Linked DNA regions of Mus musculus: region 2 is linked to region 1. Evidence: chromatin loops called from intact Hi-C (ENCODE). Cell type or tissue: left cerebral cortex. All regions are shown on one strand. Links, peaks and the distances in the headings refer to the core of each region. The heading gives the core; the rest is flanking DNA.

Region 1 (16,007 bases), core at 2,892-10,891:
GACCCATGTATTGTCACCCTGACTGACTTGACTCTTTCACACCGATGTTCTGCTTTCATACGCTAACAGCATCAAGGGAAGGAGGCTGCCTCAGTTAGAAATCCCTGTGGCTTGTCACAGCCGGCTGTGGCGTTGGTATTTGGCTTTGTCTTTTCTGGGAGCTGGTTCTTGGGCCAACTGTGAAGTACATTACTTCTCAAAAGATGAAAAGTCTGGAGGAGCTGTGCGGGCTAGTTGTTGCATTTTTTATGGGCTGAGCATAGCAGCGTTCATGGTGTGTTGACCCACTTTATTTCCAGGGGTCACTCTCATATGAGCCTGCTTTGTTAGCCCATAGACTGTTGTCCTCCCGATGCTGGACGTTCACCTATTCTTGTGTGAACATGCGTTAGAAGTATGTGTCAGGAGAGCATGACCTTTAGGTAAGGGTGTTGCGATTTGATTCCGTGTTTCACATCACCCAGGAAAGCCAGGTACTTTTACAAGTTAAAATAACTTTATCAAACCGTCTAAATTTCACGTTGGTAGCTAAAGAGAGAATATGGACTCATGTAAAAACAAACAAAAAACACAAAACACCAGAAACATGTGGTTTTTCTCCTTCCCTTATAAATTGACTCTACAATCACGTTCCAGGGTTTACGAGTAGACCCCCAAACCCTGAGGACTTCTGGTCACACCCCTCCCCTCTGGAATTCCCCACCAGAGCAAACCTATTTCCCAAAAGGTGGTTAGGAAATGTTCTAAGACAGTGGCTAGTGTCCTGTAGGATCAAAGGCTTAAGTGAAATTCAAGCGTTGTTGTGCTAAAGGTCTGAACTAGGCTTCCTTTTGAACATACGTTATTCAAGGCGCTGGCGAGATGGCTCAGTGGCTAAAGCACTGCCGCTCAGTGATCTGTCACTCAGTGATCTGTCACTCAGTGATCTGTCAGTCCAGTGATCTGTCACTCAGTGATCTGTCAGTCCAGCTGCAAGAGATCCGACACCCTCTTGTGGGTTTCTTGGACACAAGGCACACACATGGTGTAGAGATACACATGCAGGCAAAACCAGAAAACCCACCCCCATAAAAATATAAAATAACATTTAAAGTACATTATTTGGGAAGTCTACACATAGTAGAGCATGTAACTACTACCATAGTAGACGCAAATGAGATAGAAAGTTAACAGTGTCGCATGCGATGTGATTCTAGATACGTTGTGTGTGAGTACAATGAGAAAAGAGCTAGAAAAAGTGTAAACCCAATGCTGTATACTCATTCCGAAAGTGCATTCTTCCTTTTACTATTTCTTCTGGACTTTAATGTAGTGGGACTGGAGAGATGGCTTGGAATGGAAGAGTGCTTGATCTCCAAGGAGAAGGATCTAATTCCAAATTCCCAGCATCCAGGTAAAAAGCTAGGCATGGATGCACTTGTCTATGACCCCAGCACTGGGCAGACACAGACAAATCCTGAGAGTTTGCTGTCCAGCCAGCCTAACACAGGGCACATATTTCCACTTCAGTGAGAGACCTCAAGGCAACAAGGTTGAAAGTAATAGAGAGCACCCAGTGTCCTGCTTTGACCTTCCCATACCCTGCACACAAACACACAGACATCACACACAGACACACACACACACAGACACACAGACACACACACACACAGACACACACACACACAGACACACACACACACAGACACACACACACACACACACACACACACAGAGACACACACACAGACACACACACACACACACACACACACACACACACACACACCGGCCTTACACCAAGTAATCAGTGGGTGGTTGATATTATGGGTGGGGTTTGTCATTGCTCAGTAATCCTGGATGGCTGCTTCTTGCCTGAGGTCCCCACGTCCTAGTTTTGTCACCCTGTATTACTGCCACCTTTTTGCTCAGCTTTGTACCTCAGCCTTCCTAGGGTCTTCTCTTTTGTGCCTGTCCTGCTCAAGCTCCACTGCTCTCCCAAGTCTTAGTTATGCAAGACAAGTCCTGCTTAGGTACCACTTTCCAAGCCTGAGCTTTTAAGCAGAAAGCCTTTACTCTGTAAATCTTGCAACCTGAGAACTTCCAGAAACCAGGGAGTTTCATAATTCATACTGATGGGAAAATTGGCCTGAACTGATCTGAGGTTAATTGTAATGTTTACTTATTCTGTCTTATATGAATATGCATATTTTGCTACAGAAATGTTAGTGTGCCTGATTAGGGTTACTGATCCAGATTTGCAGGATATGTCATGCCAGTCATTTATGGTGCAAATGGAGGGTCACCTTCCAGAAATACAAAAATATTGGTATCTGAAATGCATCACAAAGTAAATGTTTTATAAAAACAAACTGAATACATGCCAATGTTTTTGATTCTTTGATTTTTATTTTATGTGTACGTTTGAATACCTTCATGCATGTATGAACACCATGGGTATGTTTGGTGCCCTTGGAATCCAGAAGAGGGCATCTTGGAATTGGAGTTACAGGAGGTTGTAGGCCACCGCATGGGTGCTAAAGCCAGGTCTCCTGAAGCAGAAACACATGCTCTAAACCTCTTGAGCCGTCTCTCCAGGTCCATCATGTTAACTGTTATCCAATTGCTAGGCATCTTTGTTTGCAGTAATAATGGGAGAATATTCAGAGACAGCCTTCCATGTAGTATTTTTCAAGATGGCACTTGCATCAGTGTCCAGGGGAGAGAAGGGTGGGGAAGAACGGGAGGAAGAGGGAGCAAGAAATACAAGGTTAGTGAGTAGTTGGGAAATCTGTGGTGTTCAGGGTCATGGTCTCATGATACAGTCAGCTATTGTCTTAGGGTCTTCACAAAATAAATGGAATTTAAGAGGCAATAATAATCGCAAAGGGCAGCAGTGCCCGGCTCTGTGCATTCATACACGCGCCGGGCCTATGTCTACGCATGCATGCCTGTATGCTGTCTCCACAAAAAGAGTCTACCTACTGGTGTGTCAGGAATGAACCCTGCATCTAGAAACAGAGTGAGGAACCCTGGTGGGAGTGGCTTGTCAGATATTGCTCCAAAATGCTGTCATGCAGATGCACCTTAGACCTAGTGCTCAGTTTTACACAGGTGTTGTAGGTTGCACTCACCCACCGTTAAAAGCATCCTGGAGTCAGTCACATTGCTAGCACCCATCCAGTCCTTCACAGATTCTCTAGTCATAATATGGCTTTGCTGCAAGCATCCTGATCTGCTCCACCCTCACAGACTCAGTGAGAACCTGAAACCTGGGAAAACACTGGCACGGAACCCTAAGTGTGTCCTTTGTGAACGCAGCCCATTAGGAATGGCTTCAGGGCTATCTCGGTGATCTATGATGGATGTTTTGTGTCCTGTTTTGCTTTCCACTTGGCACGGACACATCAGAGCTATGTATTTTGCTACCAAATTACTGCTCCTTTCAGGGTTACCATATGCCTTGTAACGAGAACATCAGCTGGCTCTTCCATCTTATTTGTTAGTAAACAAAAGAGGAAGGATAATCTAAGAAGGTAAACATTTAAATTTGGGGTTGTCCAGAAGTGGGATATATGGGTCTAATGAGCCTATATGCTTTTTTTCTTTCTTAACTATAAGTGAAGTTTTGACATTGCAAGTATACTGTCTTTTCTATGGTCATTCTTTTTGTCACACAGAATACATTTACATTTTAGGCTGTGTAAGAACTTACAGTTAAACTGATAGCAGCTTGTTCTGTGCACAGCTATGCACATTTCCCTTGTCACCTTAATTCACTGAGGGCACTTAAGAGTTAAAGGATATTTAACTTGCTTCTTAATAGACATTGTGAAATATATGGGAAAATTTCATCATAATTGTCTAGTGACTTCATTTGTGAATGAAGAAGTCCTGGGAACCTATAGCTGTTTTGATTTTTGCAGCCTTAGTGCCTAGGGCTTATGCTAGAGACTAGTGATTTCTTCCCTCTACCCTGCTTATTGTTGAAAAGCCAGAGCTATTTTTAACATTCACACAATTTTGAAAGACGATTCTTCATTCCACAAGGTTTGTTGCTAAATCTGTGGAGCCTTTCATAATTACATCCTTTTTGTGGTTTGCTTGAATTTGATCACAGTGGCTGATTTCATGCATTGATAATGAAGGCTTAGGTTGCCTGTTTCTCGGCACAAATCCACCTCCGACGCGAACGTTGACAGTGCTGCTGGTTTCAGCACGCGTAGAGATCCAGATTGAAACTGCTGCTCTGCTTTCTTAACAAATGACTCAGAGCGCGTTCGTCCTTCCCTAAGATGCTGCCAGCGTGTAAAGGATTTTCAATGAGAGTGAAATAAGCCAGCCACGGGAAGGTTCTGAGCGGCACTGATGTAGTGTGGGGCTGTCACGGATAATCAGGCTGGAGCCAAGTCCCGGTAGCACCGTACATCACGCTGGCCGCATCCTGGAAGTTTTGTTTATCCAACTTGGTTGCTCGTGAAGCTGCTGAAATCCCTGCCAGGATGTGGAGTGGACTTCCCAGCAGAGGTGAGCATCTTTTATTGTAAAACTTGGGTGCTGTGGTCTGGGAATGCCAGGAACAGATTCTTTTAACCGTTGTTTTGAATCCTGTGGAGTCATCACTGGCGATTATTATATCGGGCTGGCACTTGGGAAGGGGAAAATTGAAGAGCAAATCGAACAGCCTTTAATTTTATTGGGAAGTAACTCTCTTGAATGGGTGTGATAAGCATCCTTTTTTCCCCTGTACTAGCTGTGTGCCGGGGACATCTTACCAGCAGGTGACTTCCTCTGCATTTTAAACATTCAGAACAAGTCAGTGATACGCGATTTGCTATCATTACCGAAAGTAGGCAATTAGCAGTGTTATTATGTGTTTCAGGTATATGAAAAAAAAAAAAGAGGCTGTAAACCAAATACATTCTGCAGAGTCTTTGACATGAAAAATATGTAGGAGGAAACAAATCATGTTTACAAGGTAGCTGAGAAAGTGAGAGCAACGGCTTGCATACTGTAGATGACACCTTGTTAAGTCTGACATTATTAATAATTAAAAGTTATGACCTGTCATGCAGTGGACAGCCTGCAGTAATTGGTTTCTAGTGATGGTATACTGACCAAGAGGGGAAAATGAACAGTATTTCTTTATGGAGCATGCATGCATGAACTAGATGTGATATTTTAATGTAGCATATTTTATCATTTAAAATGTAACTTTCCCTGGTGCTCACCTGGGAAAGTTAAATGACCGGATAATCATGCTCAGAATATTTCTGATATAACATTTCAAGTGTGGGGCACTGGAAGGCCAGTAAGATAAGGGCAGGATCAAAGTCAGCCTCCTGCTAGAGATCCTATTGCCTAGGTTCCGCTCTACTGTAAGTTTATGTGATCAGAGCCGTTTCTGTATAAGAAAAAGAGCGTGCATGTTGTGTTGTATTCAGATAGCATTATGCTTATTATGCACTGGGTGTGTTAGGAGCACAGAGAAATCTGTTCCTATTGATTGGAGGCTAACATGGCACATGGGATTTGAGCATATATGTGAGTGTGCTTTTCTTGCTAAATGTAGTTGAGGCTGCTGTTGGTGCTTTGCAGCTTTAAGTTATAGATGACTATACGCTCCTTCGAAGACTCGGGAAGCCAGCATATGTAAAGCTTGGCTAAGCAGTCACATCAGGAGCAAACCATTTGTGCTCACCAATCTGTCTCGGCAAGTCCCAGGGCCACTATCTCGCTAGAAGCCACTGTGTGCTTTTAAAGGCATGAAATGAGTTTTATACCAGGCACATGGTTTCTCATTTAGTGGCTCTTTTTTATGGTACTGGTCAACTGATGGTCCACTACCAGGATTTTGGTGTTCTGCCAAAGGTGATTGTGTGTGCTAACGTGTCTGTATAGTTAAGAAAAGCAAGAAGACAGGTGTGTGTGGGGGGTGGGGCAGTGAGACCCTCAAGAAGACAAGCTTATTAATTTTGCTTTGGAGCCATTGCCATTTCTCCAAAGTTCTTTATGCTGTTTTATCCAGGACCCACCCGTCAGAAGTTGCTGACATGGTCCAGCCCTGGACATAGCTGTGCCCTGCCAGTGTACAGTATCTAACCCCTTCATTGCAATGCATATGTAGAAACTACTTTACTGGGCCTGACTGTGTTTTGCAATTCATCATGACGCCTCCCCTGCTTCTCTGCTAATGCATGCTTAAGCCCTGTTACAGGCAGTCAGAAGCGTTTGCCATCTCATATTTATGTAAACAACCAATACTTGGTTGCATGCGTATATACTCAGAGCAGGGTGAGATCAGGCATCAAATTGAAACTCTCCTAAGAGGCATTAAAATTTTTGGAAAGATATCTTCTGTCATGAAAAGACCTGATCTTGAAATTTCAAAAACAATTTTTGTTTGCTTTCATGGATGTCAGTAGATGAAATGACTGTGCCGTCCTTGGGCTTTTCTTTCCATCAGAAGGTAATGCTTGTTGAGAGTTTTGAATCAGAGGTGACCCAAACTACTAAGATATTTAAGGGAACAGTGTGTTCTTGTTATTGTTCTTAGTAATAAAAATAATGATTTCTGAGCGTGTTTGTTCTCTGCATGGTGTAGCAGGCGTCCAGGAGACTGAGATGTATATATTGAAATGTTGATAATGGGTTTTTTCCTCTTGTGTGGTCTGAAAGACCTTTGGAAACCTTTAATTTCATCACTTTTCCCTTCTTTTAATTCTTGGATCTTTGCCTAGCAATTAAAGATCCAGGATAAAACATCTCTCCAGATGGCTCGGCAGTTAAGAGTATGTACTGCTCTTACAGAGGGCCTGAATTCAGTTCTCAGCACCCATGTTAGGCTACTCACAACTGCTGGCAACTGTAGCTCCTAGCAATCTGCCATGTCTGCCACCTATGGACACCTGTGCATGCAGTGTTCACACACACACACACACACACACACACACACACACACGAGAGAGAGAGAGAGAGAGAGAGAGAGGGGGGGGGGGGAGAGAGAGAGAGAGAGAGAGAGAGAGAGAGAGAGAGAGAGAGATCTAAGAAGTAATTTAAGATAAAAATGGTGTTGCTGTTGAAATGCCAGGATGTAAAGCATGCCATTTTCATCAGAAGTCAACGTGGCTTTAGATGTAGCATAATTGTAAAGACCTTTTATTCCTTCGGGAGTCTCCAGCCATCATCGCATTGTACAGTGGACTTTGTTTTAGAAATAACTCACATTCATCACCCCAAAGCCCAGGAAACTGCTTGTGTTTGTGGGTTGAGAATTAGAAGGTTATCAGATACTGACATTTTCTCTTGAAATTCTAGACGATGCTATGCGTTTACTCAATGAAAGCCTTGGTAGTATGGGATTTGTCATGTTACACACAGTGAAGAAAATCCGCTCAAGGGAAGCAGGAGCTAACTTGTCATATCTGCCTCAATCTCGCCAGCAATTTTTCTTTATAGGTAATAGAATTTGGGGAGTCCTGAGGAAGTGATCTGCTGACAGCTCTTACTTTTATATCAGAGGTCAACAACCTGGACTTGTTCGTTAGCTGATTTTTAAAAAACGATTACTTCTGTAATGTAGCCCATGGGGGTAAAGCTAGTTTAATTGAGAACATGACTAGTCCGTAGGACCTTCCCACTTCCCAATGGTCTGGATAATTGATGGAGTTTGCAATTTGTTTTGAGGTATGTTGCTGAGGTAGATGTGGATTAATGAGAGCGTGTGTCTCTGGCCTCAGCGTTCAGTCTTTTCATTGACTTTCTTTTCCTTACTTCCCACTAATGAACGAGGAAGATCTTGTCTTCAGTTGCTACATTTAGCAAGTAAAAACACAAAGGTCTTCTAGTTAAGCTTTAAATTTAGCTAAAAATATAATAATTTTAACTATTATTATGTTACATGTATCATTTGGGTGGTGGGTATTCTAAAATTGATTGCTGTTTAGCTGACTGCAAGTTTGTCTAACCCTGAGCCTCCCTACCTGCTTTCCCAATAAGAGGCTGCCTCTAGGTGACCGCCTGTGAACTTGGTCCTTACAGAAGCCAACACAGAGGCTCTCTGTTCCTGCCAAAGCAATCCATTTCTGCTTTTGGATTTTATACCTAAACATGCCTGCTGTTAAGTTACCATTTGAGAAACTTAAAATGGGCAAAAATAGTGCTGTAGAATGGAAATAATGAGTGTGTGAAGGCTTCCTATAATTACTAAAATAAATCAATAACAGCAGAACAATAAATAATAGCTGCCAGCGACATTTCAAATAAATGAGGATTATACAATTAGCTTCCAATTGTTATCCCTTGTCAGTTAGAACATTTTCAAGACTTCATCAGATTTGAAATATTTATAAATTAGTTTTTCTTGGTTGTACTTAGTATGCTTAATAGAAGTTTTCTCCCATTAACTCCCTCTGCTCTACCACTCCATCTGGTCCTTATTTAAATGTTTTTTTTTTTTTTCTGAGTAATCTTGGGACTTACTAATCTTGTTTGGCTCCCCATGGCTTCCTTAGAAAGGCCAAGAGGCTTAGGGGCTTTACATACCAGAAGAGCTTGAACTCACTATAGCAAGGTAAAGTAGAAGAGAGAGTATGTGTGTCCACTATGCATTCTGCCTGTGATGGCAGAATGTTTTGGCAGCTGATATTGGGTTATTGCAATAACTTTATAACATTTATATGTAATTGTATATATGCCAGTCTGCTGACCCAAACCCCACCCTTACCCTGAGCTATCTCAACTTTCACCTTACTAGAACTCATTAAGATCATTGTGCCTTGGCTGTCCTTGCTGGAGAATAGAGGCCCTGTTCTGAGACTCCTGCTTCTGAGACTCCTCCCTCCACCTAAGGAGAAGTGTTCCGCTCACTGAACCTCTGACTTGCCTTCCCTCTCTCTCTTCTCTCACATTCTCATACCCACCATTTTTTTTGTAAATAGTCCCAACAGGAGTAAATATATATGAATGTATAATTTAATTCTCAAAACTAAAAAACAAAAACAAACAAGTGGAATGAATTTCACACACACTGATAGTTTTGCTTACCAGGATACCTAATAATTGAAAGTGATTTAGGGAAAGAAGATGTATAGGGCATTTCCTTAATCTTTCTGTTTCTGATTAATAGCCCACCTCAGTTTTATCTGTGTCAGTCATGTGATGTGTCAGACCAAAAAACCCATTTCTTGTTTCTGGTAAGTGCAGTTGACCTGAGGTTTTAAAATGAAGGCCTGCTCCTATGGTGACAAAGTATTGTTGAGTCAGCCATCTCTGTTTTGACTGAAAGGCTCCCCATCAGCCATCACTTTATTCCTCCATATCTTGTAACATGGGAAGATACATTTTTATTACCTTATTTACTTATGTCTATTAGCAATATATGCTTCTTTCAGTCTGCTTACTTTTATTTCTAAGTATAAATATAACTTTTGCTTCCCCCATTAACCTGTTTTTTACCCTCTCCTAATTTTCTAGCCAATACTATTACTATGTTATACATCCTTTTTCCAACTGTTTAAAATGATATTTGTGGTCTTTTCTAGTATCTTGGAAAAGGTTCTCTCTTTACCTTAAACACTCCCCTCCTCTCTAGATTTTCTCCAGTAACCTCCTACACACACAGCAGGTTTAGCCAACATCAGATTCTTAGCAACACATTTTATTGTTGTCTTTATTCAATGGAACATGTGTGATAAGGGGTGTAAATTATAAGATTTAGTAAATAACAATAGTAACACTACAACCATAGCTATAGTTATAGTTGGCCTTATAGCATGTTTGTTAAAGCAAATGACCAGCATGAATTCATGATCCACTCTCAATCATTGAATATCTACTGGTGTTTTTTCATTTGAAAGTGGAGAGGTGCTGGTGAAGTCAAGATCTTAGTTTAAAACTCTAATGGTTTGAATGCCACCCGAAATTCTCGTGTTGGAAGTGTGATCCCTAGTGCCAACAGTGTGGAATAGTGGTGTCCGTGGCAGGTTTTTAGCTCATAAGCACTCCATCCTCAGGAATGGAGTAACACCATCATCATGAACAGGATGGCAAGTCTGTAAGTCTGACCTCTTGCCTTCTACAGCAAAAAGATTCTTGTCAAACACAGCCCTTGATCTTGGCCTTCTCGTTCTCTGGGACTGTAAGATGTGAATGTTGGCTCTTTATAAATTATCCTGTCTTAGCTGTTCTGTTAGACCAGCACAAAATGGACTAAGACTATGAGATTGCGGGAATCCTTAAGTTTCTAGAGTTTAGCAGACTAATGTCTTCTGATCCCCTCTAGGAACTCTGTAAACCACCAGGGCACCCAGCCAAATGTCTTGTTGATGAGATTTCAAACATGGTATTGATCAGTAATTGTTATAGAGCTGTGGTAATGCTAGTACCAGAGAGGTTTTTTGTATTTATCTGGTTTTGTTTTCTGAGACTCTAGTGTCGTTTTTAAAAGAAATATCTTCTAGAAGCTTCTCTGTCTTCTGATAAAACCAAGAAAACAAACAAAAACTATCCCTTCTTTGATAAAGATTTTTTGGAGGGCTTTTAAAAAGGACAGGAGCAACAAGATTCAGAAATGAAGCCACAGTAACTTCTCTTGCCAACAGTTTTCTATGCTTTATATATTATGTGATAGATAAAATTCCATTAGACTTTTGTCTAACTGGAACATTTGGAGTTTGTGTATTTAAGTATACTAATGGACCAAGTAAGATTCCATCATCTACATCATGAGTGTTTACATTTTTCCTACTCATGGGAAGTATAGAGTCGTAGATGTCATTTCTACTAGGAGTTCTGAAATGGCTGTGGGTCATTCTTTAATAGAGATAGCATGGAAATAGTCTATTAATACAGGTCTAGGTTCAACTACAACAGGTTTAACCAACATGAAATTCCTAGCAACAAATTTTATTGTATCTATTCAATGGAATATGTGTGATAAGTGGTGTTAATTATAGGACTTAGTAAATAACAATAGTAATAGTCAATGTTCAAGCTAATGTTATACCCTGCCCTCTATATATTTAACTCCTTAGTCTTTTTACCTTTATAAAGGAGTTCTAGGTAAACTTTAGTGAAATTAAGTCAACCCCCACCCAGATTCACACAGCAGCTCAGCTGAGATTTTAAATTCTTTTGGGGGGGGGATCCAGATTACAAGTTTTGAAGAAGACCCTAGACCAGGTTTCGGTAGGAGAGTCCACAACACCAGGTGACAAAGATTTTAGTAGATTTATAACTGGTTGAACACTTACACACTCAGTGTACCTGGCCCCTATGAACTTAGAGTGAAGTACCCTAATTTATGATTCAGTTCAGACCCTTATGACCTGGTCATTAAAATTTTCATGTTATCCAACAAGGATAAAGATAAATAGAAAAGCACAAGCAATTTCACTGCTTATCTGTAGGCTGCCTTGCACACTGAATGATCAGGTGCTGGACGCATAACCATAGCATCACAACCTTGTGTTCTCAAATGCTCTTGCTCTGCAACCCTAGTTGGAACCACTATTAACCTCAGTTAAGAGGAACCGAAGGGGTAGGAATATTGATGAAACAGATGGATCTGGGTGAAAAGCATGCTATGATTGCCATATGCCCCCACAATTTTGAAGGGTGTGGTGATTAGATTTAGAATCGCATAGGAGGTTAAAGAGGCACATCTGCCTGGGTGTCTATGAGTTGTTTCCAGAGAGTATTAACTAAGTGAGGAAGATTCACCCTGAATGTGGCTAGTCCGAGCCCATGGAATGAGGGATAGGAGAGCAAAGATGAGAGGTGGGAAAAGCTAGCTTAGAGCCACCATTCCTGCCTCTCTGCTTCCTGGCTGGCCACTAAGTGAATGGCTCTCCTTGGACAGATTCCTGATTTCATGTGTTCTACTCAAATGCATGCAGCTAAGCAACCCCAGAAACCATACATCAAAAGAAATAGTCCTTCTTTGAGATGTTTCTGTCATGTCTGTCAAAGGGATGTAAAATGTACACTTGGTACCTTCTATAGCATCTTCTATGGCGTCTCTGGTATCACCACCGAGAAAGGAGTCGGCTGCTCTTAATTCTTCATTCTTTCCCAACTGTTACTCCACCTGATGCCTGCCATAATCCTGAGAATAGAGAAAGTAGGATTTGCTCACTGCACTGATGAGAAATTAGCATAATAAATACAGTAGTGATGATAGTGCATGCCTACATATATGACTTGGACACACACAAACGCACACTCTTCTTAGCTTCTTCTGAGTCTGGATGCAGTTTGGCCCTCTGCATATGCAACAGTAGATGCCGTAATCAATTCAGTCGTTTGAACTTAGAAGGGCATGGTATGGAAAGTGACTATGGTCAGTGATCTTCACTTATTCCACAGAAAAGGTATAAAGCCTTTGCAAGTAGGAGGCCGGCTCAGGTGGTGATTTAAAGCTGAAGGAGCAGGCTTACCAGTCAGTGGCATTAACACCAGCATCACATTTTATCACGTCTGACTGGGAAAGGGGCTTCCTGTGCAGTGTAATTAACCATCCTTGACACACCTCATGCTAAAGGGCACGCTTATTTAGCATGGTGTAACAAATCCAGTACTTAGCAGGAATCACCATGGATTAAAAGTTTAATGGTTCTGTGACTTGGAAGAGGAACAAGGGCAGAAGAGGTAAGTTTGTACTTCGATTTGCTAATTAGAAGAAAACCTAAAAAAATGCTGTCACATAATTGGAGGAAATGTGTGCTCAATTTTATCTTTTAGTCAAACTTATAAAGCCCTTGTCAACTATCAATGTAGACAATTTATAAATTATTCTTTTTTAACAATGTTGACAATTTATAAATTATTCTTTCTTTTATTTCAATAAGTAGATTATAATCACTGATCTAATATATGTGTACCTAACACAACTTTTAGTTGTTAGCTATTGTTGCTACTGATGGTTTTTGTTGACCAATGAATCATATTCATCCTCCTTTTATCATATTTAAATGTTTATAAAATAGCTTTCGAAAGAATTGACAAAACATACTTAAGAACAAACGTTGTGCCCACAGTGAACTAGTTCTGTGCTCAGGCAGTAAATGCAGCTCATTAGTATATTTATCACACTACATGGTACAGAGTAGAGAGAGCCCTGCATGTGAGGGCCTGAGTGTGCAGTGCTCACAAGGCCTTGTCAAGGAATCCATAGCCTTAGACATGGGCATGAATGGTGGAGTGACCCTTCTCCCAGGATGAGGCTCAGAGAAGGATGGCAAAGCCTTCCTCTGGTCCTTGTGTGGGGGTTTTTGGTAGCATATGCGCAAAAATGTCCACCATAGCTTCCTCCTCCTGCCCCACATTTGCAGCCGGAAGAGAGAGACTGCTTCTACCAAGATGAGCTAAATCAGTCTCCTTGATCCAGCTGTATACCATAAGCTCTGCCTCCTCCATCTTTGTTTGTATGAAAGAACCTTGCCTCCCTGTTCAACTGTAGATATTGATCACGCTCAGCTTATTGTGCCCTTTCTCCTGCAGAGAGCCCTGGTCTACCCATCCGACCTCAGCTTTTTGTGTGTCTGCCTGCCAGTCTGTCTGTTTTTGTTTCACTGCCTAGTCAGAAGTGTTCCTGGGGATCAAGCAAGGACTCAGCAAAGTGGCACCTTGAAAAGGGACTGGGACAAGGGTGTGGACTTGGGCTTCAGGGAAGTCTCATAGTTAGAGGAGGAAGGCTGCCAAGAGGAGCAGGCTTATACAGAGAAAGACGAGGAGGAAGGAAAAGGAGAAGAGGAATAAAGAGACAGGAGGACGCAGGGGAAGGAGAGAAGCCAGGAAACAAGCAAAGGAGGGGGGAAGGGGTGGTTCTCGGGCCTCAGCTCTTAGGGAAGCCAATGATGAGTTTGTCTTCCTTGGAAGTAATAGGAGGAAAATTGAATACTGGATACAGGGCTGAGAGCACAGGCCACCTGATTCCAACTTTCTGTCTCCGTGTCCATCTGTCATTTCTTTTCTTCCCTTGCCACCCTGTCAGATCCAAGTCCCTAAATCTATGCTGGGACATGACATTACATATCATTTTTAAAACCACCTGTCTCACATCCTAGACTCTTAGTGTCTTGAGATCAGTGACCTGGTCCTTCAAATCTGTGGCCCTGACTACACTATCTGGACATAACAAGTGATCCAGTCAAAACACTAAGGCAGTGGTTCTCAGACTTCCTAATGCTGCAGTCTTTTAATACAGTTCCTCATGTTGTGGTGACCCCTAACCATCAAATTATTTTCATTGCTACTTCATAAACGTAATTTTGCTACTGTTATGAGTCATAATGTAAATATTTATGTTTTCCAATGGTCTTAGGCGACCCTGTGAAAGGGTTGTTTGATGCTCCCAAGGGGCACAACCCACAGATTGAGAACCACTGGAGTTAAGGCTAAAGCCCATGCATACAGGACCTGTAAATATCTCTGAAGAACGTAATACATTATTCCATAGTGTTGTTTTTTAACAAGATTTACTCTCTCCTTTTTGTGTGTGCCTGTGTACATGTCTGGGTATATGTAGAGGCCAGAGGCCAACATTGGCTGTGTTCCTTATTCATTCTCCACCTTATTTTATGATTCAGGGTCTATTGATCTGAGAATGTGTTTCTTAGGTTAGACTGGCTGGCTAGCAGACCTCTGGGAGCCTTCTGTCTCAGCCTCTCCAGCTCGGGAATTACAAGTACATGCCAATACACGCCGCTTTTACACAGGTTCCGGGGCTCGAACTCAGGACATGGTATCTGTGTAGCTAGTAATCTGCTGAGCCTTCTCCCCAACCCCAAGACAGCCCTATTTAAAGTTATAGTAAGATGCCATTTTTATTAGTTTTAAAAATGAATAGGACCAAATACAATCATGAACATAAGAACTCTATTGCTGATAGAATCTAGATGGGCTCACACAGTTGTAGGGTAATGTGACAATAACTATCAAAATGTAAACTTTATACATTGTACTGCTAGGTTTAGTCAACCATGCATGAACTCATAGATATACAAAGGCATAAAACAAAAAAAAATGCCATTTCATGTGTATATGTATGCATACACATGTAGAACATTACTATAATATGGCTTGTAGTGGGAAATATATAAAGAATATTTACGTGGTTGCCAACTTATCCTGAAGAAGAAATGAGCAAACGTTTATGCATCCCAGATGGGACTCCAACAATAAATCAAAGAAATGTTTCCATTCAAGTCCATCTTGGTAAGGCAGTGAAACTGTTGGGCTTATGTGCAGGAAAATGAGTGGCCCCCAAACAGCCACAGTGTCCCCAAAATGTCCTGAGTAAGGATGGGTGGTGGCCTTCCAAAGCTGCATAATTGGAGGCCCCCTTCAGCGAGCCTGCCTCTGTGCACTCCAGCATCTTCTGTGACTTTGTGGAGGTGGTGCAGAATCACTGACAGCTATGAGGGGGTGGGGGTGAGGGAGAGTGTTTGGAGCTCTGAGAGGCTGCAAGCTCAGGCGAGGTCTGCGACCCTCCCGCCGGGGGATGGAATTGATCTTGGGAGCGTGCCCCGTTGACAGTCCTAGCCACTCTGAATAAGATGGTAATAGTGTTGTCACGCCCAGAGGACAGCATTCCACATGTGGCAGATGATGACAGTAATAACTGTTGTTGGTCCATGTGCTATGATATTATGCAGTAATTTAAAATAATAAGATAAATCTGCAAAAGCCAACATGTAATACTGTATATGATATAAGGGCAAAACAAGACATAGAACAAAGTGTGTATTATTTATATAAAAATACATCTGTGTATTTGTATATGTGTTCATGGGTATAGGGGAAGGGGAAAGGGAGATAAAATGAGAAAAACAGAGTATTATATCACAAAGGAACCAGGACACAGTTCAAAGTACTTTTGAGTATCTGCCTTTTATTGTGTGAAGTAGGTTTATATTTCATCTTTTTGTGCTTTTGAATTTTTAACATTGCAGTTGTTTGGGGGAAATAACATATGACGTTCACATAGGAAAGGATATGAAAGATGCTGGGAGTGGAAGGAACACGGA
Region 2 (16,007 bases), core at 3,847-11,846, 830 kb after region 1:
GCGTGTGGCAGGGTCCCAGCCCATCACCGTTGCTTGGTACAAAAATAATGTAGAGATCCACCCGACCTCCAACTGTGAGATCATGTTCAAGAACAACGCACTGCTGCTGCAGGTGAAGAGGGCCAGCATGGCCGATGCAGGCTTATACACCTGCAAGGCGACAAATGACGCAGGCTCTGCCCTGTGCACATCGTCCATTGTCATCAAAGGTTAGTCATCTTCAGAGCTCTGGCCTGCCGTGTTCTCCCTCATACACTTCCATGTGCTGAAGTCTCAGTGTAGAGCCCCAAACAAAAATGTTGTTATTTAATGGATTGCCATAATTCCGTGTTTGCTAAAAACATATTATTCATAATTTTGTGACGTGACCCCCTGTAAAGGGGACTCAGATGTCAGATTTCTAGGTCAAATCCTCTCACATAGCTAGAATTCAGAGCCTTCTTTGACGTGTGTGTACAAGCAACAGGTATTTTGATGAAATCCGTTTATTTTGAACATTTTTTTAAAAAAACTATCACAGCGTATTATACTTTACTCTGCTTATTCCCAGGTACAATAAGAAGCATTTGCTTTTGTTTGTAAAGAATAATTGTTTAGTATATAGTGCTCTTATCTTTTGGCCTAAAATTGAATAGTAATACCAGACAAAATGGTAAAATTTGATCCAAAAACCAGGATTTGGGGAGAAGAATATTACATATTATAAAAGATAAACACAAAGCTCTTATTTTAAGAAAGGAAGCAGTCTCCCTCATTTTAAATCTTCCTTATATGGTTTTTCAACTATAATTACTTCAGACAGATAAAAGTTTACAGACTGCCATAATTATTGCACAAGCCCACTTTCTGGGAAAGCATGCAATGGTCACAACAGGCGAGCTGCAGGCCACCTCAGAGCATACTGGATGATCAATATCATTAGTAGGTTACCATTGTGAAGAGCTTAGCATTACTGGGTTGCCTTGCCTACAAATTCAAAGATTATCATCTACGTGATAAAATGGAAATGCATCTAGTTTCAATGCAGGCATGAAAATTGAAAGTTTGTTTTTAGGTCAGTTTATGCTCACGATGGCTTTGCTGTTGGACAGACACTTTCTATGGAACTCTGAGTCTATGTTCATGTAGAGGTTTACGGAAGCAGTAGATACCAGAAGTTGTAATCAGGAATGTTGCCTTATTTTGGCTATAGTCTCAATCGCTGTGACAGAACATGACATCAGGCATGTCCATTTGGTCAGGGAACCCAAGTCTCTGTTTATTCTCATTTGAACACTGAGTTTTGAATCTTACTTTATTTGGTCTAAATCTGGATAATTTTTTTAGAGTAACTGTAGATTTTTTTTTAAAAAAATCTAAAACTGGACATTAGAAAAAAATCCATTAAGATTTGGGCATTTCCATAACTCTGATGGTGGCTTTCTTCCACGGGAGTTTACAATCACTGCTCTAAGTGAGCAGAATGCCCTTATAAGCCTTTAGGTTTTAGAGTTTTGTAAAAATGCTGCTGCCTGTAGTTTTTAAATAATCAAAATCATGCTGCATTGCACAGCCATTGATAGCAGTGCCAGCGTAGTATTTGTGGAGCTTAATCAGGACACAGATGCTGTGTTGGTTTGTGGACAGCTTGGCAGCTGTTCTTTGCTTGTTTTTAAATCTTTCTTTCTTTCTTTCTTTCTTTCTTTCTTTCTTTCTTTCTTTCTTCCTTTCTTTCTTTTTTTACCCCAACAAATGTGAACAACTGCTCAAAGAGGAACAGATTCTGACTTATAATTCCATTCACCACAGTGTCCACTATCACCTGTGGGAGAAGCTATTGTGCCCTTTGTACATTTCCTTTGTGAAAGATAATGTATCCCTTGACTCTGTCCTCCTCATGAAAAATGCCTTTTCAATTCCAGAGCCTAAGAAGCCGCCTGTGTTTGACCAGCACCTTGCCCCGGTCACGGCCAGCGAAGGTGACTCTGTACAGCTCAGCTGCCACGTGCAGGGCTCCGAGCCCATTCGGATCCAGTGGTTGAAAGCTGGTAGGGAGGTAAAGCCTTCGGACAGGTGCAGCTTCAGCTTTGCTAGCGGAACCGCCATGCTGGAACTCAAGGAGACAGCTAAAGCAGATTCAGGAGACTACGTGTGTAAGGCTTCCAACGTGGCTGGAAGTGACACTTCAAAGTGCAAAGTGACCATTAAAGGTACAGATACCAAGAAAGTGTGATGAACATTACGACAGAAACTGCCCATGGTGGTTAGTTCATTGGAACTTAAATAAGAATGGAGTTAGAGGTGTTAGAGGCAGGTTATTTGCCATTTGTAATCTGTCGCCCTCATAGTGAAAGTATCCAGTGATTTAATGGAAAGACTCTCGATACAAAGTATTTAAAGTTACCCAGAGTTCAACAGCCTATTTCTTGAAATCCTCATAGCACATCCACAAGGATATATTCAGGGTAGTTCCCAAAATGATGCTATGATGATATGATGTGAAATAGCTTTCTGTCATAGCCTAGAGGAAATCTATACAATAAAGTCTATAAATCCCAGATTGGATGCTAGCAGTCCATTCGAGTTCAACCTCCTGTAGCCATCCCTAAAATGACTGCCTATGAAATGGCTTTGTCACTAATAGCTCACAGTTAGTGAGTTTGCGGAGCACACCCCAAAGCTCTTAAAGTTTTACACACCAGAATATTTATTACAGCTTTCAAGTTTTTGTAGTAACAAAGCATGGACATGTGTGTTTCAGAGAAACCAGCCGCAGCCCCAGCAGCCAAGAAAGCAGCCGTGGATGGAAAACTCTTCTTCGTGTCAGAGCCTCAGAGCATCAGAGTAGTGGAAAGTGAGTGTCCAATCACCTGTAGAGTGCTATGGGTTCAATTTCACGAGCACCCATTAAGCAAGATTGATTTTTTAAAACATTTATTTTCCCCACTCCTTAGAAACCACTGCCACGTTTATTGCAAAAGTTGGAGGTGACCCGATCCCGAATGTCAAATGGACAAAAGGGAAGTGGAGACAGCTGAACCAAGGGGGTCGCATTCTTATCCATCAAAAGGGCGACGAAGCGAAGCTGGAGATTCGTGACACCACAAAAACCGATTCTGGCTTATACCGTTGCGTTGCCTTTAACAAGCACGGTGAAATTGAAAGCAATGTCAACCTACAGGTGGATGAAAGAAAGAAACAAGAGAAGATTGAAGGTGATCTTCGCGCGATGCTGAAAAAGTAAGTCCTGTCAGAACTGTGAAGAGGACTTCTTATTCTCACAGAGCCCTTCAGAATGAGCTACTGCAAGACTCACAGCTTGTCAGTGGGTGGAATTTAGTGACGGTATTTGTTTTAGAATGATAATAAGAAACAGAGAATGAGACACATCTAGAAGCTTTTAGGCAAAACGAAATACCTAAATACTATGTGTCCAAGTCTGAAAGACTTGCTTTTACAAAGTTTTTTTTTTAATGCTACAGTTTCATAGATCAATAATTTTAGGCATTTCCATAATCAATAATTGCAAAATAACTTGTGTTTCACCATAATTATTAAGTTATTGAATCACTCACCTTTTCACAGTTCTTTTTCATGATGTGATATTTAAATAAAGTTTTCCGTTGGTATTTAACGTAACCATAACTAATGGAGCTCCTGGTTATGAGGTTAATGAACACACTCCTGTGTTCATTCCTCTTCAACTCACTGATCACATTTCAGCACTGTAAAACAAGAGCCCACCATTAACCCATTCTATCACCAAACTAACTTATTGTTTTGGTCAAAGTGGTAAAATTAGCATGTAAAAATCATTTCTGAATAAAGAATTTATTTCTCTTAGTTTATTTATAACTTTGTGATATAAATTTATACAATTTATGTCTTAAAAAATATTTCTTAATGAAGAGCATGAAACTGTTGCCTAGTGAGGAAAGATACTGAGACAGACCATCCTAGGTCACGGCAGACAGCTCAAACTCCTAAGCAGATGACAAACGATTGATCCTAACTTCTTTTTTCCTCTTTTAGGACTCCAGCCCTCAAGAAAGGATCTGGGGAAGAAGAGGAAATTGATATCATGGAACTTCTCAAAAATGTGGATCCTAAAGAGTATGAGAAGTATGCGCGCATGTACGGAATCACCGACTTCCGGGGCCTCCTCCAAGCGTTTGAGCTGCTGAAACAGAGCCAGGAAGAAGAGACTCACAGACTGGTATGGCCCTTTGTTGCCACATCCCCTAAGGGATGGAGACAGCAAACGTCTTCCATATCATCCGAATGCCTTGAATTCCCAAGACACTAAATTTCTAGGAGGCAATTTACTGTAACCTAGCTTTAAACGATACTGTAACCTAAGGTATATCAGGAATGGAAGCCAGAGGGCTGAAGAGATGTTTCAGTGGTTAAGAGCATGGGCAGCTCTTCCAGGGAACCAGGGTTCAATTCCCAGCACCCACATAGCAGCTCACCATTGTCTCGGCTCTGGTTCCAGTGAATCTGATGCTCTCTCTTCTGGCTCCTGCCAGTACCATACTCAGATGGTGTCCATCACTCAGTCAAGCAAAACACACATACACAGAAAAGAAAAATAAATCTCTAAAAATACCAATACACACAAATAAAATTAAATCTTTAACAAGCACCAATACACATAAATTTTTTTAAAAAATTTAAGGAATGGAGGCCAAGCATAGCCATGTACCTGCTAATTCAAATTTTTGTTCCTAATATATTATCCCCCCCCCCAATCAGGAAATCGAGGAACTAGAGAAGTCAGAAAGAGATGAAAAGGAATTCGAAGAACTTGTAGCATTTATTCAGCAAAGGCTGACACAGACAGAGGTAAAATGAACTATGTTAATAATAAAATGTACAGACTTATCACTGGGAATTATAGGGAAGGAATGACTAACACTAACACGTATTAATTCTTCTCCTAGCCTGTCACTTTGATCAAGGATATTGAAAATCAGACAGTTCTGAAAGATAATGACGCCATCTTTGAAATTGACATTAAGATTAATTATCCAGAAATCAAGCTTTCCTGGTACAAAGGGACTGAAAAGCTGGAGCCCAGTAACAAATATGAAATAAGCATCGATGGTGACCGGCACACACTCAGAGTCAAAAACTGTCAGCCTAAAGATCAGGGCAATTACCGTCTGGTCTGTGGTCCCCACATCGCTAGTGCCAAGCTAACTGTGATTGGTGAGTGAGAACTCATTTTAAAGCCTTGTGAGAGTGCTGTTGTGCACATTAGCATATGGTGCTGATGCTGAGCAACGTGCGTTTCTGTGTTACAACAGAGCCCGCCTGGGAGCGGCATCTCCAGGACGTTACTCTGAAGGAAGGCCAGACTTGTACCATGACGTGTCAGTTTTCTGTACCAAATGTGAAATCTGAGTGGTTCAGAAATGGCAGAGTCCTTAAACCTCAAGGCAGAGTGAAAACGGAAGTGGAACACAAAGTCCACAAGCTGACCATTGCCGATGTCCGTGCAGAGGACCAGGGTCAGTACACCTGCAAGCACGAAGACCTCGAAACTTCAGCAGAGCTCAGAATCGAAGGTGGGTGAAACCTAGACAGAGTTACTGGTGGAGCAGCAAGAATCAGCAAGTGCTTGCGCAGGCCCCTGCAGTCTCACCTCGAACAAACCCTCCCACATGTATGACACACTCTTCCTTGGGTCAAAACTCATAGATTCAAAAGGAAAATATTCAACCAAACACACATTTCTTTTAGACAAAAATAGGACTTTAATGTAGACTAACATGGTTTTTTTAATGGTGGTTTCTTCTTAAAAGCTAAAGTTAATAATTTTCATATTTATGACTACGGTTCCTAGAATAAAATCTTGGGAAAGAAGTTGTAAATATAAATCTAAGAAACTGTGATTAGGAATTGCTACTTTTGGGGGCGGGGGCTTACTTTGATGTTAAGGGTATGAAATTTTATAGATAACATTAACAACATACATGATGAGTAATGGCTTTTTTTAAAAAAAATATTGATTTCCTTTAAAAGATTCTATTCCTACTGTCTGAATCCCTGAAGTAAAATTTCTGACTCAAAGAGCAATACTATAATTTCTTAATTGTTAAGCTTTGGGAATTAACCTTAAGCTATCCAGGAATAGGTTTGGGTTTTTTGTTTGTTTTGTTTTGTTTTTGTTGGTTTTTTTGTTAACTGTGCCTCATAATTTAGTACCATTTTAATTATTAAAATTAATACATATTATATTAATTATATATTATAATAATTATATATTAATCTTTTGTTCAGAGGTATTTCAGGTTTCTGAATTATTTTGCACTGAATATTAGTGCCTCGTTTTTAAAGTTAAAAGTGTAGAGTAAAATAGCTTCATATTGGAGTAAAGTTTTAAGTGCTATTCATTTTTAAATAAGTAAATGTTGTAAATATGTTCATCAGTGACAAAGCTCACCAGAGTGTCATTGTCTACCGGATGCACATGACACTGTTACCTGTGTAGTCTCAGACTTCCACACAAGTCTGAAGGGAGATCTGCTCACGCCTAGTTCGGCTCCTAAAAGCGCCTGCTGTCCGCAGGGGGGCGGTGCCTTTGTGTTTACCTTTCTGTGCTTGGAAAGTGGGTTTCTGAACTCCGGAGAATCCTCTGAAATTTAGAATTGCAAATTTCACATTGAATTTGAAATCATTCCCCAGGGAAATCTTTATAGAAAAGAAAATTCTAGATCCTAAATAACAACAACAACAAAAAATAATTTTCTCAAGTTAAGAAAGGGTTTGCAAAGGAATTCAGTGCAAGATTGTCTATGTGTACTCCCGTTACGAACCTTCCACTTCGTGGACAGCTTTTGAAATTTAATGTGAGTTTGGGTTCACATCTCCCTGTGGCATTTCCTTCATATGAATGTTTTAAGGACTCCTGGGCATTTCTTTACGCCGTCCACTATCCATTCTCTGAGAATGGCCTGAAGGCTGGAAATAGTTTGGTTACTGATACAAGAATGTGTCACTAGTGTTGTAAGTGAATACAAATAGAAGCCAAGCTTGGGAACGCAGACCTGCAATCCCGGGTATCTGGGAGACTGGGGCAGGAAGATAGAAAGTTTGAGGTCAGCCTGCGAATCTTAGGTATACCTCATCTCAAAAAATATATAAAAAAAATTAAAGTACGAGGGTGGCATAGCACTTCTTTGTGAGGCCCAGGTTCAACAGTGATACCCTCCCTAAAAAAGCTAATTGTGCTGGGTCTGGTGGTGCACGTGTCCACCCTGTAATTCCAGCACTTGAAAGACCAAGGCAGTGGGGACCTGCTTGAGCCACACGATGAAACCCCAGCTCAGCCACCAAGAGCTTTAAGTATCTGAGCGAAATCACATCAGCAGAGATTTCTGTCTGTGCCATCTAACTCTGCATCCTTTGTGTCCAAACAGCCGAACCCATTCAGTTTACAAAGCGCATACAGAACATCGTGGTGAGCGAGCATCAGTCTGCTACTTTCGAGTGCGAAGTGTCCTTTGACGACGCCATAGTTACCTGGTACAAAGGACCAACAGAGCTGACTGAGAGCCAGAAATACAACTTTAGAAACGACGGCCGCTGCCATTACATGACAATCCACAATGTGACCCCAGATGACGAAGGTAACTGCACGGACAGTTTGCCAGTGACTATGTAACGTAAGACTCACCTGCACCTGCCTACTGATATTTCTACCTTTATGCTTACATTCTACAATCCTCTGTGGCGTACTTTATAACAAGAGGGAAAGACAGAAGTGAGCATTTTATATTGAGCTAAGGAAGTGTTTTAGGAGACTAACGTAGGATGACAATTCTCTCCAGGTGTCTATTCAGTAATTGCTCGGCTGGAGCCAAGAGGCGAAGCAAGAAGCACAGCGGAACTGTACTTAACAACCAAAGGTGAGGACAGGCCCTGTGGGGACCATGCTATTGTCCTGAAAGCAAGCATCTTGCCCAGAGAGCTATACATATAAAAACACTCTCTTTTTCTTTTGCAGAAATAAAACTTGAGATGAAGCCTCCTGGTAAGTTATTATTATCTATAGTAATACAATATAACTATTAATATTTAATTTTTGCTTATAGTGAGTTGAGTGTGGTTTTATAAATACAGAGGCCCAATTAAAATACACAAGGTTACCATTTCTCTTTTCATTAAAATGCTGTTTGGTAAAAATAATTTCAAGCAGAGTAATGTTATGCATTATGAATTTGGGGAAGTGGAGAAAGTGAAGTTGTTATTAGGAACACACAAAGGTGTGAATAGAGAAATAAGCAAGATCTCATGAGCAGCAGAACTGTGTGGCACGTGTGTTATGTCATGAATATCATCCTGTCTGCATGCCGGATGGGGCTGTTGGGAGTGACTGAACAATGAACGTGTGTTATCAACTCCCCAGTACTTATCACTATACATTTCTTCCAGATATTCCCGATTCCAGAGTTCCAATCCCAACCATGCCCATCAGAGCTGTCCCACCGGAAGGTAAGATCCTAGCCTTAGCATCTGGGTATAGAGAAGGAAGGTTCTACTTCATCGTCTCCACTGTGGAACCAGGAGAAACACTCGGCTCATGTTCTAAATAGAGACTGGTGTCAGTTGTTCTGACTAAACCCTTGAATTAATAAACAAAATGCATGAGATGTCTCTTTTTTTTCTTCTCAGAAATCCCTCCTGCGGTTGCTCCTTCCATCCCTCTTTTGCTGCCATTACCTGAAGAGAAGAAGCCGCCAGCAAAACGAATTGAAGGTATTACACTTAACTGAAGTGGTAAACCTTAGAATTCCAGTCTGGTCTTGAAAATGTGACTTCCTGTCACTCGTGCTCCCTCTTGTGGTCAAGAAGTTGAACTGACTTGAAAATGTTATTCCTGCTACATGGTTTGAAATTCTGAAAATTATCAGATTAACCCAAATGTTATGTTTACTTTTAAAATATTGCAAAGGAATCACTTAGGTATTAGTTAAAATTAAATTTATTTTAATGCTGCTAACTATTATGCCTAACAATCAATATGATAATAATAAATCCAATTTGTGGAGCAGCTTATGGAAATATATCATATTAGTTAAGAAGAAAACTGAAAATTGGGGTTTGTTTTCTCCTCAATTATACTTCTAACTACTCGTTGTTAGATACTATTTATGCAAAAATATAACTGAGAATACCTTTCACATGTTTGACTGGGTCTTCTGTGGGGATTTGTTTGTGTTTTATTGTGTTAACCAAGGAAGGAGGTAACTAATTAAGAGCTAAGTTCCCAGCTCAGAAGGCAGAGTCGGGACAGTTACCACCAACATAAGGCCCATAAGACAAGCCAAATGGAACTATATAGTAAGACCTTGCCTCAGAAGCAGAACGAAACAGACAAACCCTTAAACATACAACAAATTGACCATCTCAAATGCTAAATACTTAAGTAGCTTCCCTGAAGCCATACAACCCAGGCAGAAGGTTGCCTAAGACTTCCTAGGGCTACAAATTCAAAGTTGCTAGGAGGATTCTCTCAACATAGCCATAAAACATCTACTGGTCAAAGCTGTGTTTTTCTATAGCCTGGTCACTGCCACTATAATAACATCATGGAATGACATGTTGAGTTCTCTTACGCCTGCTGCAATTGATATTAAAATGTTTGGTCTATTTTTCAGTCAGTTCCAAAGAAATTCAGTATTTTTCATCCAATTTTGTGCCTAGTATACTTTTTTTTTTTTAAAGATTGTTTTTTTTTAATGTATGTGAGTACACTGTAGCTCTCTTCAGACATACCAGAAGAGGGCATCAGATCCCATTACGGATGGTTGTGAGTCACCATGTGGTTGCTGGGATTGAACTCAGGACCTCTGGAAGAGCAGTCAGAGCTTTTAACCACTGAGCCATCTCTCCAGTCCATATACTTTCAATAAAAGAAGGAAACATGTTTGTAATTTATATGAGCATACTTGAGGATATTTTGTGTACTTGCAGCATAGAGGAATAATCAAAAATCATAAATTAGATTCCATGATCTTTCTGGGGTCAGAAGCAGTAATTTCTGTTTAAAAAAAAAAAAAAAAAAAAAAAAAAAAAGGCTTTCCCTTTAAAGGGAAATGTCAACATGACTGCTGGTATTCATTGCAAAAGGTGAGAGTTTAAATCAGATTTTTAAAATCACAGGGTGTTTCCTGCTCACAAATGCTAACAGCCACAGGCAACATGGCTCAGAGCCGTGACCAGTGCATACCCCCTTGCAGCAGCAGCAGCTGCACCCACACGTATGACATGGGTTGGACTTTAATTCTCTTATTCCACTTGCTGTTCTCCTGAAAATTTTGATCTCCACACCCAAATGAAACACAGAGGAGAGGGCATAACTGCTCTCCTCCTCATCTGATAATGCTAATTCTTATCCACCATACAAGCAATGGACATATAAAGCCACAGTATATATTCTACCAAATGTATCCAAAATCAATCAATCTATCTATCTATCTCTCTCTCTCTCTTTCATGCACACACACTTTTTAGTACATGATTTTTCTGAAGCAAGTATCTCACAATAAAGTTTATTTTATAATGTTCTTATCCTAAAAACCTTTACTTATATCTGATATTTGTTTTTGTTTTTAGTGACCAAAAAGGGTGTGAAAAAAGATACCAAAAAAGTTGTCACAAAGCCCAAAGAAGAGGCCCCACCACCACCAGGTATATTATAATCAACTTTAAAAGTCAAATAAAATTTTAATCAAGAAATGGCATTAGGGTTTTCGCTGTGGAAACTTAGTGTAGGAAACACAAGGGGTAAGAGTTGGAGTCACGAGATGAGAAATCCCCTCGTCTCTCAAACTCTTGGATTTCTACCTTCCACGCCTGCCTCTGACAACTGATGACACAAGCAGAGAATGCTTGCCATCTACAGCTGATGATGTGAGAGAGACCTTCAAATCAATCAGGTTCCACTGCTCTTTCTGACCAAGCCCTCCCAGAGGAGTTCAGGGGTTGGTGCTACAATGCTGCCCCTGTAGCCCAGCTCAGGGTCTTTCTTGGTTTTCTTGTCTTACCATTTGAAGACAGAAAGTGGCACAGTTAGGAGAAATGTAATCTATCTTGGAGGGGTATGGAAGACATTTATATGACTAATGTAAAAAAGCAGCTATTGACACAGAGGGAAAGCCCAGCAACCTCCCACCCAGTGGCCAACACAGGCACAGGCACCGACCATCACACGGGCTTTCCTGGGTGGTCACTTTGAAAGCATGGGTGTTTGGTGAACTTTAAAGTTAATAATGAAAAGAGCAAAGGCGTGAGCTTTAAGCACTAGATCCTTTACACATTCCTTTGCTATTTCTTCTACGTTTGAATTGTTTCAAACCAGCCTAAACTGGAATGAAACCCCAGCCTCTGGGCAGTTTGTTACCCTGACTTGTCATAGCAACTCATATTAGCTTGGTTTGGAGATGATGGGGGCTCTATGCTGCTCCTGTAAGCGGTGCTACATTAGTAATAATTCATATGCAAAGGATGATGATAGTGCTCTAGATTAATAAACATTAAACAACACACAGTCTAAATGGAAACATGCATTTTCTGTTTTTTTTGAAGTCCCAGAAGTTGCCAAGAAGCCTCCACCTCCTACTCCCATGATTCCAGCAAAAGGTAAATAAAAAAGGAATTATTAGCCATTTTATAATTTACTCCTGAAGTTTGCTTGTATTCTCTTTATTGTTTTTAAATATTAAGCTTCCATGTTATTGTAAATTTTTCAGGTCCCCTTGGTCATTGTGAAAAAAGGCTAGAAACAATGTTTTCTGGTGCTCCTCCAGGGGAAAGGAAGCTATGGATGGAAAAGGAAGGGTTCCTTCTAAGCTTTACATTATAATCCACACACATATTAAGGGTTTATAAATAATGTTGATGTCGTGCTTCATGGGGAGTTGCAAGGAGCTCTCCAAACTGGTGTTCATGTAAAACGATGGAAGGTATAGCAATGTGAAACTATCTATTGAATCTATACTTTTGACACTAGAAGAAAACCCTCAAATCAAGAGCAAAGAGCATTTGATCCTGTCATGTTGCCTAGTTAATAAAATCGAACCCATAAAAAGCAAACCATAAGAGATTCTCAGTCTAATACTACAGCATCTGCAGAGCTTGGTGCTGAATAACTGTGGATTTCCCTTGGATAAAGCTTTCTGATGGGTGTAATTGATGGGATTTTTCCTTCTCTTCCCCCTTCTCCTTTTGTCTTTCAGCTTCTGAGATTATTGACGTGTCCTCTAAGGCTGAAGAGGTAAAAATAACAACCATCACCAGAAAGAAAGAGGTTCACAAAGAGAAAGAGGCTGTGTATGAACGAGAGGAAGCAGTCTACGAAAAGAAAGTTCACATAGAGCCTTGGGAAGAGCCCTATGAGGAATTGGAAACGGAACCATACACAGAGCCATATGAAGAACCCTATTATGAAGAACCAGATGAAGACTATGAAGAGATCAAGGTGGAAGCTAAAAAGCAAGTCCACGAGGAATGGGAGGAGGACTTTGAAGAAGGACAGGAGTACTATGAGAGAGAAGAGGGCTACGATGAAGGGGAGGAAGAGTGGGAAGAGATTTACCATGAAAGAGAAATAATTCAGGTTCAGAAGGAGGTTCATGAAGGTAAGCATCAACTGGGTGGCCATTCTTCCTCTGCGCCTCATTTTTGCTTCCTTTGATGTTGTTACTTGATGTAAGATGGGCATAAAAGCTAAGATGATCATTTTGGTTTCTCCAAGGCTATGGTCTTTAATCCTTTAATTTCTAGAGTAGACATCATCCCTATGTGAGATGATGTGATTTCATTGTAGGTTGAACCACTTAGTCCCAGTACTGAGGCTACATCCCATGGGCCCTTACTACTCAATTCTATCTTGAGACTTTGCTCTACAGTTATGTTGGTCATATACTGCCCAGCATGACAGATTCCTTTCACAATACTAAATTACACTTAGCTTTTTAACATCTGCAACAAACACAGCCTATTAGAATTGACTGGTTTAAGCATCCCTGTTTATCTTGTGCTTTTTATTAAAGAATTACATGAGAAGAAAATCCCAGCCAAAGTGCCTGAAAAGAAAGTACCACCTCCCAAAGGTATGTGATTAGAATCATTTAAATAAGCAGAGTATTCCTGTCCTTATCATGGCTTGTTTGGCAAGGATGACTGAATCAACAGTTAAATCCAATAGGCACAACTTCTTCTCTGAGTTTATTGTATCTATGAATTTTCTCTTGAGAATTTATATCTACTCGAAACAGTAAAAATATTAAGATAAAAGAATGTTACAGTAAAGATAAAATGAATATAAACAGTTCCAGTAACTCGCGCTTAAGGTTGAAAACACCAAACCTGCCTGTCTCTAAAACTATTCTATTTACATACATATGTGTGTATGTACAGAGAAAAAAGAAAGGATTTTTAATAGAAATTCTAAAAGTACTGCAATTTCTTTAAAATATTTGCAGTTGTAAAGAAGCCAGTAGTTGAAAAAGTTGAAAAGACTACTCGGAGAATGGAGGAAGAAAAAGTTCAAGTCATCAAAGGTACCGACACCATTTAAAGACTCTTCTAGTGACATGCACCTAAGCTCTCCGATATATGCTCACATGAGATTTATATAGTTACCCAAGCTGACATAGTTTTGAAATTTTGCGCTATGAAATCTCCTTCACATTACAAATGTATTTGTACATGTTTTTAAAGTACCTGAAGTTTCTAAGAAGATTGTTCCACAAAAACCTTCCCGGACTCCAGTGCAGGAAGAAATAATTGAAGTGAAAGGTATACATCTTCATTTGAAGCTACAAGCTCTGATTATTGTAATCTATGCATACGGATATCTGAACATACATTGCTAAATTATTCAAAAGCACCATGAATACTTTATCGTTTGTATAGTGCACATTTTATTTTGGATTATACTACTATGTATAATTCAATAAGTTTATTTTTGCTTTCGGTCTTGCTTAGAAATGACTTTCTTTTTAATTTAAGGAAGGTTTTGTGTTTAACGAGTAATCTTCTAACTTTACCATGCAGTGTATTACATTGCATGTAATATTTCCCACCCTTTAATTTATATAAATTGGTCCTAATAGATGTGGGGAAGTGGTGCATTGTATGTGAAGAAGTTGTGGCTATTTGATTCTTATTTAATTGTACTTGATATGAGACTGCATGGTTGGTTTGTCCAGACAGAGCAAAACATGATTTGTTTTCTCCTTGAGACTGATCTTGTTCTTAATCTACCATACTAACCCATTCAAGCTGTGTCTAAAGATTTGCATATTGTATACCATCATGTGGTAGACTATCTATCTGTGTCTCATCTGATGTCCTGTCCTAGAAAAGGAAATAGTAACATGGCAATGCTCTTTTTAAAGTACCAGCTGTGCACACAAAGAAGATGGTTATCTCTGAAGAAAAGATGTTCTTTGCTTCTCACACAGAGGAAGAGGTGTCTGTCTCAGGTATATAGCAGTTTTGAATTTGAGAGCTGAAGACACAGTTTCAGATTAAAAAACAGAGCTTTTCAGTTCCCTTCTTGCCTACTGTGTGATGGTGTAGGCCTTTCTGTCTCTTTGTATTTCTCTGTTATCTTTTCCCTTTCTTGTCTGTTGCCTTTAATTATTTTTTTGTTTTGATATTCTTAGTAAATTACAATTGCCATCCACAACATGATCTATCAGTAATTAAGATTGTATTTTCTTAAAAGTCCCCGAGGTGCAAAAGAAAACTGTCACTGAAGAGAAAATTCACGTTGCAGTTTCCAAAAAGATTGAACCACCACCCAAAGGTATCAGTAAATTAATTCTATGTTTAAAATGTTTTCAGGCAAAATTCTCAGTCAATATGTAACGACACTGATACTAAGTATCAGAATTAGTCACACAGGTGACAGATGGAGAGTCTGGATGGACAAAGGACTCACTGGAGAGAGAGTACAAAGGGATGAAGCATACAAGGCTCTACTCCCTGTCTCTGGGCACTTCAGTCTGCTGACATATGTATTTGGAAATAATACATGAGGAAGCCCCTCATATCAGCTCACCAAAGGCTTGTTTAAAACGTGAAGAATCTTCTCAGTTAGGAGTTCAGTATACCAGAAGTATTAAAAACTCAGTTTTGTAAATTTATCATTTAAGTAAATTCTATTAGAAATTCCTTAATACTCAAAACTCGTAACTTCCGGGTTTTCTGCATTTTATTACTCCCTCTGTTTCTGGGGTTGTCTGCATCTGCTCTTTGTGCAGCAAGAATGCAATAGGATGGTTGCCTGCTGGCCAAAGCTTTCTAACTCAGAACTGTAGAGTACTAGTCACACTGTGGCCAAGTGTGTCAGTATTTCCCCACCACTGAAATTGAAAAATACAGTAACCACTGGGCAAGGTAGTGCACGTCTTAAATCCTAATGATAAGGAGGCAGAGGCAGGCAGATCTCTGTGAGTTGGAGGCTAGCCTGCTGTACATAAGCAAGTTTCAAGCCAGCTGGACCTCATGGTAAGACCGTGTATGGAAGAAAGGAAGGAAGGGAGGGAGGGAGAGAGGGAAGGAGGACTCTAAACTCTACATCACAGTTATATCCTCTTTCCCTAGCCAAAATTTTAAAAAAACGTTTAATATCACCTAATTGTGGTCATCCAACTGGCTTTAAACAAAGCAAGATTTCATTCACCATTTCCACTATAAAAACCCATGCCATTAAAATGATAAACACAGTTGTTCCTTTTCTACTTGGCCATTCAGCCATTCCCACAAATCTTGGTTTCTGAAGTACGATTTTCTTGTATCCAACTGGCAAAAAGGAGGGACATCTACTCTTTGCTCTTGTCTTATAAGAATATATGTCTTGTCCAGATGAGCAGTTTCTCAAATACAGTACATTTCTTTTAAAGTCCCTGAACCACCTAAAAAGCCAGTTCCAGAAGAAGTGGTCCCTGTTCCCATTCCTAAGAAGGTGGAACCCCCAGCAGCCAAAGGTAGAATAACATTTGGGGAAT

Evidence for each region. Peaks named below come from ENCODE experiments on the same cell type or tissue, not always from the same donor. Only the 100,000 strongest peaks of a DNase experiment are listed, where the experiment ranks them.
Region 2: it touches region 1 in a loop (5-fold over the local background); 2 of 42 quality-filtered maps call a loop at or near these places.

Annotation. Positions count from the first base shown.
Region 1 is chr2:77,691,555-77,707,561 of GRCm38, reverse strand. All of the region lies in intron 3 of Zfp385b (zinc finger protein 385B), which reads left to right. Among named protein-coding and RNA genes, the nearest start is that of Gm35431, 66 kb to the left of the region's middle. In left cerebral cortex, for the core only: no CTCF peak of the experiment used is centred there; DNase peaks (open chromatin) are centred at 4,249, 5,573 and 6,113; H3K4me3 peaks cover 2,402 bases; H3K27ac peaks cover 2,326 bases.
Region 2 is chr2:76,859,893-76,875,899 of GRCm38, reverse strand. Ttn (titin) reads left to right here. Exons shown (of 313, transcript NM_011652.3): 96 at 1-209; 97 at 1,902-2,189; 98 at 2,741-2,833; 99 at 2,934-3,219; 100 at 4,012-4,195; 101 at 4,735-4,824; 102 at 4,923-5,190; 103 at 5,289-5,549; 104 at 7,404-7,613; 105 at 7,815-7,892; 106 at 7,991-8,017; 107 at 8,419-8,478; 108 at 8,659-8,742; 109 at 10,603-10,677; 8 more. Among named protein-coding and RNA genes, the nearest start is that of Ttn, 110 kb to the left of the region's middle. In left cerebral cortex, for the core only: a CTCF peak has its summit at 8,838 (motif pointing left); a DNase peak (open chromatin) is centred at 8,775.